Linked DNA regions of Homo sapiens: region 1 is linked to region 2. Evidence: read pairs that join two places in POLR2A ChIA-PET (ENCODE). Cell type or tissue: Caco-2. All regions are shown on one strand. Region 1 has its middle 2.2 kb from the start of SLC16A3. Region 2 overlaps ASPSCR1 (ASPSCR1 tether for SLC2A4, UBX domain containing).

Evidence for each region. Peaks named below come from ENCODE experiments on the same cell type or tissue, not always from the same donor. Only the 100,000 strongest peaks of a DNase experiment are listed, where the experiment ranks them.
Region 1: POLR2A ChIA-PET joins it to region 2 with 15 read pairs; 2 of 35 experiments call an interaction of 5 or more read pairs at or near these places.

Annotation. Positions count from the first base shown.
Region 1 is chr17:82,225,628-82,228,127 of GRCh38, reverse strand. It overlaps a transcript of SLC16A3 not described here. Among named protein-coding and RNA genes, the nearest start is that of SLC16A3, 2.2 kb to the left of the region's middle. RefSeq lists silencers at 1-30, 2,487-2,500. In Caco-2, no CTCF peak of the experiment used is centred here; no DNase peak of the experiment used is centred here.
Region 2 is chr17:82,000,022-82,002,521 of GRCh38, reverse strand. All of the region lies in intron 7 of ASPSCR1 (ASPSCR1 tether for SLC2A4, UBX domain containing), which reads right to left. Among named protein-coding and RNA genes, the nearest start is that of CENPX, 22 kb to the left of the region's middle. RefSeq lists an enhancer at 814-1,461. In Caco-2, no CTCF peak of the experiment used is centred here; no DNase peak of the experiment used is centred here.

The DNA of each region.
Region 1 (2,500 bases), 230 kb before region 2:
GGCCACCCTGCCAGGGCCACAGGAATGCTTTAACTGGCCCCTCCCGGACCCGGGGGCTTCGGGGACCGAGGCACTGGTAAGCCCGTGCCTTCACACACAAAGGAGGCAGGGGGTATCAATGGAGGACCCCTCCAGAGGGCAAGGGGAGGCCACCCCTGACAGTGAGGCCGTGTGGGCCTTGGCTCTCCATCTGCAGCCCAGCCTTGCGGGACATCAGGTCCAGTAAGGCCGCCTGTTCTTTCTATGTAATGTTACAAGCCCACCCTCCCGCTGGCATTCACAGAGGCTGGGTCTGGCCCTCACCCCTACCTGGGGCCCAACCACCCCCATCCCCAAACATCAAGATGAGGGCACGTGCCTGTGAGCAGAACACAGGCCTGTGGCAAGTGGTGAGGGGGCCTCCAACTTCACAGATGAAGACTCTACTTAGTTGGCCCGTGCTGCTCCCGCCCAGGGCAGGTGGTGCTCCCGCCCAGGGCAGGTGGTGCTCCCGCCCAGGGCAGGTGGTGCTCCCGCCCAGGGCAGGTGGTGCTCCCGCCCAGGGCAGGTGGTGCTCCCATCTTCCTGCACCAGGCGATTCATCAGTTTCTGAGGAGGGAGAGCAGCAGAGGGGTGCGAGGCACCGTGGACAGCTGCGGGAATGGGTCCCCTATGGGGTATTGCCTGCCGGGGAGGCGAGGGTACCGTGCTCCCCATCCCAGATTGTTGAGTCACCAGGCCTGCCAGCTGGGCTTGGGGCCCCCACTGAAGCCACCGAGACACCTTCCACATCTGCCTACAGCTTGGCCCTGATCCCTGAACCCTGAACCCCCACCGTAGAGCAGCAACAGGGGGAGGGAGACAGAGCCAGAGAGCCTGGGACCTCACTGCCCCCTCCTGCCTCCTGAAGGACAAAGGGGCGCCCCTGCCAGGGCCAGGTTTTCTCCCAGCTGGGAAGACGCCCAGTCATCCCTCCAGGGGTCCCAGGGAGCACCTGTGGTTTGGTTCTGACCCCCAGGCCTGGCCCCCTCTTAGGCATGGCTTCCCCTGGGTGTGGGCCCCAGGACTGTCCACCCAGAGCTGGGGTGGAGCCTCCCTGCCCTCAGAGGGGAGGGGAGCAGGCAGGCCAGTCAGCACTGGCTCCCAGCAGAGAGGTCAAGTCTGTGGGCTTTGACTGGGGGGACTGGAAGACCACAGAGTGGTCACAGTGATGTGATGGCTGCTGGGGGCTGGGGCTGGGGGCCTGCCAGGTTGTTACCCAGAGGAAACAGGCAGCGCAGCTATCAAGCAGGCCACTTGGGACAGCTCACCCGGAGCCTGGACAGAACAGGACGCTGTGGGGTGGGGCCAGAGCCTCCGAGACCCTGGGCCCCTCTCCGAGGATTCTGGCACTCCGGTAGCATGAGGTACCCCTGACCTCCAAGTGCTCAGCTTTTAGAAAGGCCCAGCAGTTGGTGGCGGGGGGCATTCCAGGCCTGGCACCAGGGCCCAGGTGGCCAGGCTCCATCTGACACAGGGCTCCAGGGGCACCTGGGCACGGAATACCACTTTGGTTTCGGGTAAGATGCCTTCTGGGGGTCATGCCCCTCCCTCAACAACCCTGGATGTGTCAGAGACAGCGATGGTGCAGGGGAGAGGCACTTCTGGCCATGGTGCGATCCCCTGGCCCGCTGGGGGTCTGGAGCTGCGGGAAGGGGTGGGAAAGGCCACGTGTGTCCGCATCTCTGCACCCCACTCTGGGTGGTGTTGGGAGCACCCACCCCACACCTGGCTCCAACGCTTGCTCCCCCACAGTGGCCCTGGGTCAGACCCCAGGCCCAGGCCGCCCTTTTCTGCAGGAAAGGAGGTGGGGGTGTGGACAGGTGGCACCATCCCTGGCCAGTGAGCAGCTTCACAGGACGCCCCCCTCTGACCCCACAGCCCCCAGTCTTGACTTCTCCCCCAGACCCAGGTGCCTCCACCTGCCCCTGGCTGCCCCAACTTCCTTTTGTTCCCAGTTCCAGCTACAGGGCCCTCCAGGCCCTGGAATGTCCTCCTAGGGGCCTGGCCCCCAGGTCCTTCCCACCCTGCTCCCTGGCAGGCTTAAGCTCCCTGGGGTGCGCAGTCCCACCTTTTCCAAGAGCAACCTTTGTGGGAGGGGGGCGGGCAGGAAGGGGAGGCTGGGATCTGCTTCCTCCCCATGGGCTGCCCCGAGAGTCCCTACCTCTGTGTCCTGAAATGACTTAGGAAATGCGGAGAGGCTTTTCTCCAAGGGTCACCACAGCCGCTGCCCCAGGGAGGGTGGCAGAACAGGCCCCCGGACCTATCAGGGCCAGATCTCAGGTCCCAGGGAACCTTCCAGGGTCGGGGGAGCCACACAGCCCACATCCTGCGTCCTTGGGAACCCCGCACACCATTTTCCAGATCCCAGCAGGGCCACCCCGTCCTGACCCAGTCTTGGCCGTACCACCCAGCACCAGTTGCCGCCCCATGGACAGGACTGGGGCCAGGACTGGCCGGGTCAGGGGAAGAAAGCCGAGTC
Region 2 (2,500 bases):
GCACTTTGGGAGGCCGATGCAAGTGGATCACCTGAGGTCAGGAGTGCGAGACCAGCCTGACCAACATGGCAAAACCCCTTCTCTACAAAGAACACAGAAATTACAGGTGGCAGACACCTGTAATCAATCCCAGCTACTCGGGAGGCTGAGGCAGAAAAATTACTTGAACTGGGAGGGGAAGGTTGCAGTGAGCCGAGATCGTGCCATTGTACTCCAGCCTGGGTGACAGCGCGAGACTGTCTCAAAAAAATAAATAAAATAAAATAAAATGAAAATGAAAAGATGAAAATATAAAGCATGAGGTACTCATAAGAAAAAAAAATCACTTTTTAATTTTAAAAAGAAAAATACTTTAGAAGATGAAAAGAGGCCAGGTGCAGTGGCTCACACCTGCAGTCCCAGCTACTCGGGAGGCTGAGATGGAAGGTCATGACTGCTGTGAGCCGTAATTGTGCCCCTGCACTCCTGCCTGGGCAAGAGAGCGAGACTGTGTCTCAAAAAAAAAAAAAAAAAAAAAAGGAAAAAGAAAAAAAAAAGAAAAGAAAAATAAGAACAGGATTCAGGACTGCTGCAGCCTGGGCTGACCATGAGCCCGTCTGGAGCTGGGCACGTTACGGTGTGGCAGGCGTGTGTCACTGTGGATAAAGCGCACCAACACCCCCGGACAGGCAGGAAAAGCAGTTTGGTGAGGGGGGTCATCCGCAGGGCAGAGTCTGGAGGCTGCTCCTGGGGGAGCCCGGGAAGGGCTGACGGGGCCCCTGACCTGAGTTCCTGGAACAATCCCAACCAGGGGATCTTGGGCCCAACGGGGAGGAGAGTCCAGGCCAGAAGGGGCCAGTGGGGTCTGCGCCCTGCAGCAGCCGACTCGCCCAGTACGGAGCCCCACACTCCCAGTTCTCCCCACAGCCCCAGTGGCGAGCATCCACCCCCTACCCCCCGGGGTTCCTCACCAAAACACAAGCGCCTGTCAGTCACCAGGCTTCTAAACAGCCGGGACTCAGCCAGCCACCTGCAAAGTCGCTGAGCCATCTGCCAGCCACGCTTGGTGGCCATTCCAATCAAGGCCACAGGCTGTGCCCCTAGGGACAGCCTCAGAGCCCAGGGTTGTCCTCAGACACCCATGAGGCATAGCAGGGACCTGGGCCACCCTGGCCACTGACTGTGCTGGCCGCAGGGATGGGAGTCTGCACCGCGTCGGATGTGGGGGCTCCTGTCTAGCCCGGCGTCAGGGTCCAGGGGCAGGAGCCCCTGGCCCAATACCTACTGCCCAGGGTCAACAGCACCTGCCCTGCCAGGCACACGGGGGTCCCAGGCAGGGTGTATTCACCACGCCCAGTGCATGACCCGCTCCAGGCCCAGCCTCCTCCCCGCTGGTTTACCCCCAAAACCCTGGGACAGGCTCCTCCCCGCCCCACGAGTCCCACACCGGCTGTCAGCCACAGAGGGCCGGGTGTGAGCAGGGGTGCTGAGGAAACCCCAGGCCCCGGCTCCAGGAGCAAGGTTCACCCCCGAGGCGGGAGGGGCAGGCAGGGCAGCAGCCGCCAGCCCGTGCGGGCAGACCCAGCCTTTGATCAGGAGCGGCCCTCGTGCCAGCTGCCGGGAGGCCGAGTTGTGGGGGGCGTCTGCTGGGACTGGCGTCCCAGCCCAGCACAGGGCTGCAGGGCAGCCTCCCAGCCAGTGGAGGCACTTCAAAGACAGGGCCAGGGGGCGCCGGGCAGCCCCAGCCTCTCCCAGCGCCCGGTTCTGATCGCCAGTAAAACTACCTTCTAATAATTAATGCCTGACATCAAAGGCAGGAACCGCCCGGGTCTGTGAACCACCCCGGGTCTCGGCCGAGGACCTGCCTGTATTTTATCCTGTCTCTTCCTTCTGACTCTTTATTTAAGTCCAAAAACCACACACAGGCAAAACATTAATGGGAAACTTGGAAACTCTTTTTGCTTACTAAAGTGTACCTTTGAAGTTCCCCAAAAAAGTTCTGTTTTGTTCCCTTCTCCCCTCCCCCCATCACTGAAAGGGACCCAGCAGCGGCATGTGGCCCCGGGCCCTCTGCGTGTGCGGCTGGCGGCGATGGGAGGCGCGGGGCAGGCAGGACGCCCTCCATCAATCAGCTGCCCAAGTCCCAGATCAAAGGCCCTCAGCACGCCATGCAGGCCAGGCACACGCTCCCTCCCCTGGACCCCTCCTGCCAGCCAAGACCCCACCCCAACAGCGCCTCCCGACGGGCGAGCACGGGCGGGCACTACTCTGGGCTGCGAGCCCCATGCTCCACGCCCCACGCTCTGCAGACAAGACCCGCCCTGGTCACGGAGGGAAGGGGCTGAGGCCCACGCCTCTAGAATGGGGGAACATGACAGCCACTGTGTCTCTCACACTGAGGGGTCCCCACAAGAGCAGGCCTAGAGGGGGTCAGCCCCTGCTCACCCGGAGCACACGGGTCGAGGGGCACGAGCGCTTCATGGGGACTCAGGTGTCACAGTGCAGAGTTTGGCAGAGTTCC